Linked DNA regions of Homo sapiens: region 1 is linked to region 2. The links are chromatin contacts, found by Hi-C or POLR2A ChIA-PET in ENCODE. All regions are on one chromosome and are shown on one strand. Each heading gives the region's core, a stretch centred on a gene start or an enhancer-like site at or near the end of the contact. The rest is flanking DNA. Distances are from core to core; before and after follow the strand shown. Region 1 overlaps STEAP1B (STEAP family member 1B). Region 2 overlaps STEAP1B (STEAP family member 1B).

What was found. Hi-C counts contacts between places; a loop is a spot of excess contacts on that map. ChIA-PET counts read pairs that join two places held with the same protein, here RNA polymerase II (POLR2A). Pooled maps may share reads with other maps.
Region 1: a pooled map shows a loop between it and region 2 (1.8-fold over the local background). The contact joins two enhancer-like sites. A Hi-C loop is called at or near these places in 1 of 168 maps with a recorded cell type or tissue (Right ventricle myocardium inferior), 1 of 37 single-sample maps with no recorded cell type and 4 of 50 pooled maps. POLR2A ChIA-PET finds 5 or more read pairs at or near these places in 1 of 52 experiments (PC-3).

What each region holds. Positions count from the first base shown.
Region 1 is chr7:22,423,576-22,428,952 of GRCh38, reverse strand. All of the region lies in intron 4 of STEAP1B (STEAP family member 1B), which reads left to right. Among named protein-coding and RNA genes, the nearest start is that of RAPGEF5, 69 kb to the right of the region's middle. Within about 2 kb of position 2,377, at least 2 of the 41 ENCODE cell types and tissues checked have a DNase peak (open chromatin) inside an H3K27ac peak, as active enhancers do.
Region 2 is chr7:22,479,909-22,485,391 of GRCh38, reverse strand. The region is part of intron 4 of STEAP1B (STEAP family member 1B); the gene reads left to right. Among named protein-coding and RNA genes, the nearest start is that of STEAP1B, 18 kb to the left of the region's middle. Within about 2 kb of position 3,596, at least 2 of the 41 ENCODE cell types and tissues checked have a DNase peak (open chromatin) inside an H3K27ac peak, as active enhancers do.

The DNA.
Region 1 (5,377 bases), core at 1,128-3,627, 55 kb after region 2:
TTGAACACCTTATATATGTTCACCATTTAAGATTTCTTTGTGGTGAAAGGCCTATTTACACCTTTAATTGAGGTAAATTACATTAAAAGATTTTCTAGCATTAAACTCACCTTAGTCATATGTATTTTATTTTATTTTATTTATTTTTCATATATATTTTTTGAGACGGACTCTCGCTCTGTCACCAGGCTGGAGTGCCGTGGCTCACTGCAACCTCCCCCTCCCGAGTTTAAGTGATTCTCCTGCCTCAGCCTCCCAAGTAGCTGGGACTATAGGTGCGTGCTTTATTTTTTAAATATTGGTAGATTTCATTTGCTAATATTGTATTTAGAATTATTGCATTTGTGTTCATGAGTGAAATTATTATATAATTTCTCTTGTCTCCGTTTGGTACATTAGGTTTATGACGTTAGTTGGACCGTTCATCTTTCCTCCTTTCTCTTTCTCTCCCTCATCTTCCTCTCCCTCTTCTTGTCCTTTTTCTTCTCTTAAGAGCTTGTATGATGCATGAATGTTTGTAAGAGCTTACTGATGCTTTCTTTGTGAGAAGACAAAATCTACAACCATTGATCGAATTCATTTTAAGGTAATGAGAACAGTCAAGTTTTCTGTCCTCAAATCAGTTTTGGAAAGTTATACTTTTGGGGAACTTGTCTATTTTATCAAAGCGTATTGGCATAACACTCGTAATTGATAATGGGTTGTGCTCCCTAGACACTCTCTCAGCACCCCCAGGACAGAAGCACCCATTCCTTCTGATTCCGGGAGTACTGGTGGCTGACAGCTCTCTCAGGATTGCCCTTGGCTGCCGTGCTAAGTTCAGGCTCACTTCTCAGGGCAGATTCCATCCTATGTCTGGCCAGTGCATGAGTTTAAAGACCCAGTTCTTGCCTCAATTCTGGACAATTCTGTCAGGCCAGCCCATCCCTACAGAAGCTCCTTTGTAGGACTGGCTGAGATCAGTGTTGCCACTGTTCCCCAGTTCAGCATACAAACCTGAAAGTGTCAGAATTTGCCTCCCTTAGAGCCAGATTTGCAGTAACATGCATGGCTTTCTTTCAAATCATTTGTTGTGTTCTTTGATTTCTACTATTTCTCTACTCGTACCTTTCCTCATTACCTTGGCAGTCTTGCTGGAGGTTTGCTAATTTTACCAGTTTCTTTTCAAAGATTGAACATTAGTTGGATCGAGCCTCTCAAAGGTACATTTATTACTCACTTCATTCCTTTTGTAAACATTTCCTGCCTTCTACTTGCTTACATTAATTTCCATATCTACCTCTAATCTCTTAGGTTGGATGTTTAGTTCATCTGTTTTTCAGTCTTTCTTCTATGCTAACATGAGCCTTTTACGGCTTTAGATTTTCTTTTAATAATTGTATCTCCAACTGTAGCTCCATGATGCTGTCAAAGTGAATATGTCCACGCCTAAACTAGGGACCTCCACCAATTCATCTACCTATTCTTTTCCACCCTTTCCCATCTCAGAGAAACCAGCTGTATTCCAGTTAGCCAGGCCATGATCCTGAAGTCACCTTTGATCATCTCCTTCTCTTGAAACCCACTTCCAATCAGTCAGGATGTCCTTTTGGCCCTTCCAGTTAGGCCAGGTTGTCATCTCCATGACATCAAGTTGTGTCAGTCATAAATCATTGCCTCTTGCTTGGCCTATTGTCCATAACTGCTGTTCTGTTTCCTCTCCTGCTCCCCTGCAGTCGGTTTTCCACACAGCACTCAGAGTGAGCCTTCTACACGTTAACTCATCCTGCAAGGTCTTTTCGTCTCCTTAGAATAAATTCCAGGTCACTGCATGGCCCACTGGGTCCTCTGTGGCCTGGGCCTCTGCTGTCTCTGTGACCCTCTCTTCTCCCTCTTCTTTGGTTCACTCTGCTCCAGCTACCTCTCTATTCCTCAGGCAGGCCTGGTGTAGGGGTGTTTGTACTTGACGTCCCCTCAACACCTGCATGGATCACTTTCTCACTTCCTTCAAGTCTTACTCAGATGTTACATTATTATCCAGCAGTCCTTCCTTCACCAAACCGTGTAAAATTTTACACCTGCCCAGCCAGTCACTTATTAATAGGCTTACCCTTATTAATGTTTCTTCTTAGCATGCATCATTGCCTGACGTATCCTTTTTGTTTGCTTCTTGTCTGTCTTCCACTGTTGGAATATAAGCTCTTTCAAGGCAGGGCTTACTTGCTGTGTTCACTGCTCTATGTCCAATGTCTAGCTCACAGACAGGCACTAATAGGTGTTCAGTAAATACTTGATGAATGAATGCATGTGTATTGGCTTGAAGTTCCTAATTCTCCAGGGGACTACTTCCCCTTTTACCCAAAGCCACTGCCCCATGTGACAGTTTTGTTCTCGTTTTTGCTGTTATTTACCTTTTCCCTGAAGCTGTAGGTAGTTTTTTGGAAGATCTAACTTAACTTATGAAGTTGGGGTGGAGAAAGGGAGTGTCTGCCTTTTGATTTTCTACCCTCAAGGGCCCAAGGCCTCATCTTTTGTCTTCCTGCTGAGTGAATACACTCAAGTGTTCCCAGGGCTACCTTGCCTTTAACATTTTAAAAAAATACTGAATTCATGCTTTTACTTCATTTTTTTTTGTCCTTTGAGGATTTACTTTACTTTCTTGTGATGTTAACTATACATTTCAATCAATTATTATTTTGTTTTGTATTTTATGGAAGAATTTCAGATGATCTGGTTTGCCAAACTACTGAATATTAAACTATTCAAACTTTTCATTTTTTTATGCAGTGCCCAGGAGACAAAAGGATTGACTTAACCAAAGTTTTACTGTAAATGAAATTGCTAAGACCAGACCCTAGGATTTCTGACCTCCAGGGCAGTATTTGATGGCCACATTGGGCTGGTGGCTGCCCCACTTCCTTTAGAGAGTCTAATGGTACAGATGTTCCTAGTCTAATAAGTATCTCTGGGCAGAAAGGACAAAAAAGAAGAAAAACAACTGTAGCAACATAACAGTCTCCAGGGTTCCAAGGAAACTTTTGTAGCCACTAAGGGCTGTAATAGCCATTTGTGAATATGTAATGGGAAGTAGTTCTGGGAATTGTAGCTGATTTCAGCAGGATAGCGTTTGTCAGAATCTGCCCCTTTGCTATTTTTCTAGAAGTCAAATCTGAAAGGCCTATTTTCTTAAGGATTTCTGCTGGGTCTAAGGCAGGAGGCCATTTCCTTCCAATTCCTGCAGTTCATTTAGGCTGCACCTTGGGTGGTTGTCAGTTGGAATATAAACATTGGTACCTTGATAATTATAGAAGATTTTTTAAAAGTTATTATTGGCTCTGGTGAAATAGTGTAACAGGAAACAGTCTGTACTTTAAGCAAAATGGCTGCCAGTTACAGTGTTCAGAGCACTATGCAAATCAGTTGAAAACTCAGAAGTTCAGTCAATCAGTTTTGCTTCATATGATGCCAACTGACTGTTTTTTTAATGAACCTTATTTGTCTCATTGCGTTGACTGACTTTGGGCCTGAATTGACTTAATTGCAGGGTTGCTTTTGATATATGGTAGCAATTGCTCTGTTGGGCTATGATCAAATGCAACAAATATAGGCCATGGATAATACTGGACGGCCCCAGTTGGTGGATGCCTTGCTAACTTTGTCTTGCAAAATAACTTACTGCTGCCAATCTAGCAGTTAGTTGTTTTAAAAAGTATATGAACAGTACAGAGTACAGCATTCTGTTCCATGTGTTAAATTTTAATGTATCATACCAAATCATTGTGACACTTCACCCAGGGCAGATTTTTGATAGGTAAGGTTATGATGACCTTAGAGACACAGGCAATGAGCTATTCTGGAATACCCACCTTTGGTCTTTTGCTTTGAAGAGTTCCATTTTAAAAAGAGCATTAAATTATGTGTTATGACTGTACAAATATTATTATAATGAATATTTGAAAATCTCACCTACCCAGAGGTGGTGACACTTAATACTTTAGTCTAGTTCCTTCTAGCATTTTTTCTACATATTTTTTATTAATTGAAATGATCCTGTATCCTAATGTGATTTTTTTTTTTTCACTTAACAATTTGTACTCTGGTGATTTTTTTTCTTTACTGAATATGATAACTCAAGTATTTTCCCATATTATTATCAACTCTTCACAGACATTTTTAATGGTATTCTTTGGTATGAATGTTGAAGAGTTTACTTAAACGTTCTCTGATAATGAGACATGTAGTTCCCTATTATTTATTATTATAAATACTCCTCAATTGAACATCTCTGTACACTGTTTTTTCCACATCCTAAATTATTTTCTTAAGCTAGTGGAATTATTTAGCCAAAGGTGGTAGATATTTTTCAGGTATCTGGGACAAATGGCCAAATTTTATTTCTAAAATGATGTCCTCCTTTATGTTTAATCCAACAGCATACAAGGAGATTTGTCCCACCATGCCCAGATGAGTATGAAATAATGTTCTTAAAATATATTTCCTATTTTAATTGGTGACAATTATAGCTCTTTAAATTTACATTTTCTGATTATTCTTAGGGTTGAATATATTTTCCTTTGTTTATTCGTCATTTTTCAAAGGGGTGGTGAGCTAGTTTGTTCATGCCCTTTGTTATTTACATATTGAGATCTTACTATGTTTTTATTATAGATTTCTATGAAGTCTTTACAAACTAAGTAAATTAACTTTTTGCCTTACGTATGGCAAGTGTTATTGTCAATTTATTCTTTGTGTTTTATTTTATTTTGTGTTACAATGTGTAAAATCGCTATCTATCATCCCTTTGTTATTTTTCACATTAAATGTAAGTTTGGGAACCAGAGATCGATAGAAGGTAGTCAAGGTATTAGTACTTATTTTTAACAATGTTATTTAGGTATAACTTGCATACCATAAATTCACTTATTTTATTATTTTTCCTTTTTTAGAGATAGGGTCTCACTCTGCTGCCCAGGCTGGAGTGCAGTTGCATGATCACGGCTCACTGCAGCCTTGACCTCCTGGGCTCAAGTGATCTTCCCACCTCAGTCTCCTATTTAGCTGGAACTACAGGTGCGTGCCACCACACCCAGCTAATTTTTGTATTTTTTGTACAGACAGGGTCTCCCTGTGTTTCCCAGGCTGGTCTTGAACTCCTGGACTCAAGCGATTTGCCCGCCTTGGCCTCTCAAAGTGCTGGGATTACAAGTGTGAAACACTGTGCCTGGCCTATTTTAAATAGACAATTCAATGATTTTTAACAAACTTGCACAGTTGTGTAAACTCCACCACAATCTAACTTTAAAACATTTTTATCACCCCCTTCCAAAAAAACCTCATGCTCAATTGAGTAACTACTCTGCATTCCTAACCCCAGCCCTAGGCAAACGTCAACTTTCTG
Region 2 (5,483 bases), core at 2,347-4,846:
GATAATCATCTGAGCTTTCAGTGAGTCATCTTTTTGCTGGTGGAGGTCTTGCTTCAATGTTGATGGCTGCTGACTGATTAGGGTGGAGGTTGCTAAAGGCTAGGTGGCTGTGGCAATTTCTTAAAATAAGACAGTAATGAAGTTTGCCACATCAATGGGCTCTTCCTTTCAGGAAAGATTTCTCTGTGGCATGTGATGCTGTTTGATGGCATTTTACCCACAGTAGAATTTCTTTAAGAATTGGAATCAATCCTCTCAGATCCTGCTACTGCTTCATCAGCTAAGTTTATGTGATATTCTAAATCTTTTGTCATTGTAACAATCTTCACAGCGTCTTCTCCAGGAATAGATTTCATCTCAAGAAACCACTTTCTTTGATCATCTATGAAAAGCAACTCCTCACTTGTTCAAGTTTTATCATGAAATTGCAGCAACTCAGTCACAGCTTCAGGCTGTACTCAGAATTCCAGTTCTCTTGCTGCTATTTCTATACATCTGCATTGACTTTTTCCACTGAAGTCTTGAACCCCTCAAAGTCATCCATGAGGACTGGAATCAACTTCTTCTAAACTCCTATGAATGTTGATAATGTTGATTTCTTTCCACAAATCACAAATATTTTTAATGGCATCTAAAATGGTAAATCTTTCCAGAAGATTCTCAATTGACTTTGCCCAGATCCATTAAGAGGAATCATTACCTATGGCATCTCTGGCCTTATAAAATATACTTCAAAAAATAAGACTTGAAAGTTGAAATGACTCCTTGATTTATGGGCTGCAGAATGAATATGGTATTAGCAGGTGTGAAAAACAAAACAAAACAAAACATTCGTCTCCTTGCATCTCCATCTGAGCTCTTGGGTGACCAGGTGCATTGTCAATGAGGGTAATATTTTGAAAGACATCTTTATTATGAGCAGTAGGTCTCAACAGTGGGCTTAAAATGTGCAGTAAATCATGCTGTAAACAGATGTGTTGTCATCCAGGTTTTGTGCCATGTCTAGAGCACAGGCTGAGTAGATTTAGCATAATTCTGAAGGACCCCAGGATTTTCAGAATGATAAATGTGCATTCGCTTCCACTTACAGTCACCAGCTGCATTAACCCCTAACAAGAATCAGCCTGTCCTTTGTAGCTTTGGAGGCAGGCATGAACTTCTCCTAGATGGCATCTTCCAAGAGGGCTATTTTTGTCTACATTGAAATTCTGCTTAGTGTAGCCACCTGCTTCAATGATCCTAGCTAGATATTCTGAGTAACTCACTACAGCTTCTCCATCAGTACTTGCTGCTTCACCTTGCACTTCTACGTTATGGAGATGGCATTTTTTGTTAAACCTCATGAACCAACCTGGTAGCTGCCAGCTTTTCTGCAGCTTCCTCACCTCTCTCAGCTTTCACAGACCTGAAGAACTTTAGGGCCTTGCTCTGGATTAGGCTTTGGCTTAAGAGAATGTAGTGGCTAGTTTGATCTTCTAACAAACTTTGAGTGATCTTTGTTACTATTGTAACTGGGGACACCATGAATCACACCTGTATGAGACAGTGAACTTAATAAATGTTTGTTCTGACTGCTCCACCGACCAGCCATTTCGTGTCTCTCTGCCTCTCCCTATTCCAAGATCCAACACTGAAATTAGGCCAGTTAGTAACCCTAAATAGCCTCTCAGCCTTTAAGTGAAAGGCAGAGTTGTGGTATCCCAAAACAATTACGGTAGTAACATCAAAGATCACTGATGACAGATCACCATCACAGATACAATAATGATAATGAAAAATTTTGAAATATTGAATCACCAAAATGCGACAAGACATGAAGTGAGCACATGTTGTTGAGAAAATGACACTAATAGACTTGCTTGACAGAGGCTTGCCACAAACATCCAATTTGTTAAAAAAACAAAACCAAAAACAAAATGCAATACTTGTAGCAGAAAACGAGGAATGCCTGTGTTGGGGACAGAAAGGCCAGCTCAGTGCCCCTTGAGTCATGCCCATAGGCAACTTCCACGTTTCCTGTTTTTGTAATCTGAGTAAAAATGAACGTATGCCTGTACCCCTCATCCATATGTGGAATAACGATCTGTTAAACATAGCAAAACAAAACACTGGCGATTTTTTTTTTCTTTTCTAAGGTGACTTTTTCTCCCAGATGACAGAATGAGTAGGGTTAATTTTGTCCTGTATCCTCAGTGTGAGGTATAGAGTCGGTTGACATTTTTTCCTAGACAGTTTGTTCTGCTTGGAAGAAGGTGACGTGGGCCAAAACTTCTCTCCCTACCCCTTTTCCATCCTGGTGAAACAAAGACTGTCCTAGAAGCATGGAAAGAAAATGCCCCATCCAGCTCTCAGAAATACCCAGAGCAAACCAAAGTTGGTGGGATGATGTGCTGGCGGCACAGATCTGGCAGTCAATGGACAAGGTGCACCTCATTTTATTTTTGGAAGCCCTACTTACAAATCTATTCCCAGGGACCTGAGACAAGATCCAGGGATGTCTCCCCAGTTCAAAGCCACTCATAAACTGCTGTTGACTTATGAAAGGCCTGAGGATTGCTAGTAGGAGTGTGTGTAGGGTGGGGAGAGGTTGTGGATGACAGCATCCACAACTGTCAGAGCTGACCCCAGAGAGGCCCCACTCTGATTGAATATTGGCTGTCTGCAGCTTCCAGCTGCTCTCATTCTCTGGAGAATTGCCCTTGGCCAAATGGGATCCACTCACTTCCTTTGCCCATGAACAGCATCTGCCTCCCCCTATGTGCCTGGGGGGCAGATTGGCCAGTGACTGAATGGCACAGGAATACAGAACGCCAGGCTGCTGGCCCCATTGTGGGTCTACTATGGTGCACTGTACAATGCTGGGATCCTGGGCTCTGGCTGGGAGATCTCCTTAGCTCTCCTCTCTGCCTATCCTTCTTCCCAGGGCTACCAGACTTAGCAAACCAACATAACTAAATCCAGTTAAACTTCAGATAGCCAACAAAATTTTTTGTATAAATATGACCCATAAACAACTTAGGCCATACTTGTGCTAAGAATTATTCGTTGGTTATCTAAAACTTAAATTTAATAGGGCATCCTCTATTTTATCTGGCAAATCTATGTGTGCCCCTTCTCCTGAGAGCATACCCCCAGTAAATCATTGGAACACGAAGCCCAGTCTCAAGCTCTGCTTCTGGGAACCCTTTCAGAAAGTGGGAGGTGGTGGGCAGGAAAGGAAGACAGTTCGAGCCACTCAGTCCCCTTTGTTCAAAGCTACTTGGTGAGATGCCTGTACTCAGCTACCCTTGCAAGCAGGACTCTGGGAATCTGAGGACCAGACCCAGACATGGCTCTGCCTGGCCCCTGTGGGGAGCAGTCAGTTTCCAGAGAGAACACAGTGGCCACCCAGTCTCCCCAGAGCAGGATTCCGGCTTTCGTGGGTTTTACTTAATTAGGCATGAATCTTCATGGAAACACGTGCCAACAGACTTTGTTTTACTTACAGGATGCTTCCTCCCCACCCTCAAGGATTACAGGAAACCGCTGCTAATGTTACCTCATTGACTTTAGTCCTAAGAGCAATGATTTAGTTTCATTTCCTTGTCTTTCAACACAATCCTCTGGCTTTACGTGACTGTGTTCATCTGGGGAGCACCTGCAATGGCATAGCCCTCTAAGTGCACTGAAATGTAGACCTGTGATATGTCTGGCTTTATAAAGTAGACCGTTACGTGAGTCTTGTGTGTTTTACAAAATAATTCATCACAGGGCACTATTTTCTGCCATCAGATGGTGCTTTTCAAACTCTAATGTGCAAACCAACGCAGGGATCTTGTTAAAATACAGGTTCTGACTCTGTTGGACTACGGTGGGGCCTGATACTCTGCATTTCTGACAGCTCTCAGGTGATGCCAGGCATCAATACCATTCTCTTCTTGTAGAGGTAAAACCAGCCTCCAGGCTTCCCTTACAGAAGAGAAACTGGCTCTGGGGTCTGCTTTCTCTTCTGTAAGAAGAGGGCCAGCAAAAGGCCAGGGTCCTCAGGCACCCAGGGGTTAGCTAAAGGCACACAGGTAGTAATGGCAGAGCTCAGATTTGAATACAGGTAGTCTGGCTCCAGAGGTCTGTGCTCTTCACCATTAAATGTAAATGGGGAAGCTAAGGCTGGGTGGGCTGGACAGGTGTATATGTGAATTGACAGGACCTTGGGCCAAGGGACCCACAGAAACCCATAGCGGCGGTCACATCACCTGGATTCAAGGTCAGCCACTACTTGCACCAGCTTGAGGTATCACCTAAGTGGTTTACATTACTGTGAAACGAGGACATCCAGTGACCTCCCCTCACAGAGCCTTTGGATGTATCTGTGGCATTCTGCACATTGAGTGCTTAACACTGAGCCTGTTAGTGAACACCTAAGTGGTAACCATTATGAACATAACCTCAGAGACAATTGCCCTTGTACAAGCAAGGCATGCACTGTGAAAGACTCATTGTGGTCCCATGGACAGAGAGCTGGACCTGCGCCAGGCTTCTGTTTCTTGAGTATGGGGCTTAAGTGCTTCTGTTCTGGCCCTGCTGCTTCTAGAAGTCTGTGTAGGCATGCTGTAGCTGGCACCTAGTAAAGATCATGGTTTCTGACGGGAGATAGCATCATACCCTGAAGCCCAAACATAGCAGCAACAAACCCGCTGCACCTAAAGGCACATCAGCACTGGGAAAACGGAGGGAAACACCATAGCATGATTGGGATAATTGTTTGGTATAGACAGTGTGCCTGGAAAATTCAGCCTGGAGCCATTTTTCTCAATAGAGTGGATAGCTTAATGCTTTCATTACCTGCATCCTTATGGCAACTTTCCCTGTCTCTGAGCTTTTGCAGACTGAGTCTCCCTGGGGTGAGCTGTAAATTGCCATAAATTTAATCCATCTTGGCAGCCGGGCATTGTCAGTACCCACCTTGAGCGTGTGTCCTCACATTCTTGTCGCCTTTGTGGAATAACCACATCTTGATACAAGGCGCTGCCGCTCACAGACTGTGACTACAGTCTCAGAATAGTGTTGGTCCTCAGGAAGCAAATCACTTAAAGCTTTCAAAAGAAAGAAAAATGCTGTGTATGTGGGAAGACCTCACTTTTTACCTTTAGCCGAGAATGATATGTACAATTATGACCCTGTTTACGATTCTGTAGGATTTGGAACAGGATAAGGTTTGTTCTTGTTTTGTAAGTATAAAATAAGTTGTTGCTTACAACAACCAAAAAAGTAGTCATTTAAAATGCTTTTCTAGATGTCCATTCAATAACCTTCCTTTCTAGAACAACACTGTATGACAGAACTTGCTGCAGTGATGGAGATGTCCTCTGTCTGCTCTGCCCAGCAGGGTTGACACTAGCCCAGGGTGGCTCCTGAGCACTGGAAAAGTGGCTTGTGTGGGTGAGGAGAGAATCTTTAAATTTTAATTCTAATCATTTTATAATATAAAGAGCTGAGGCCAGGAG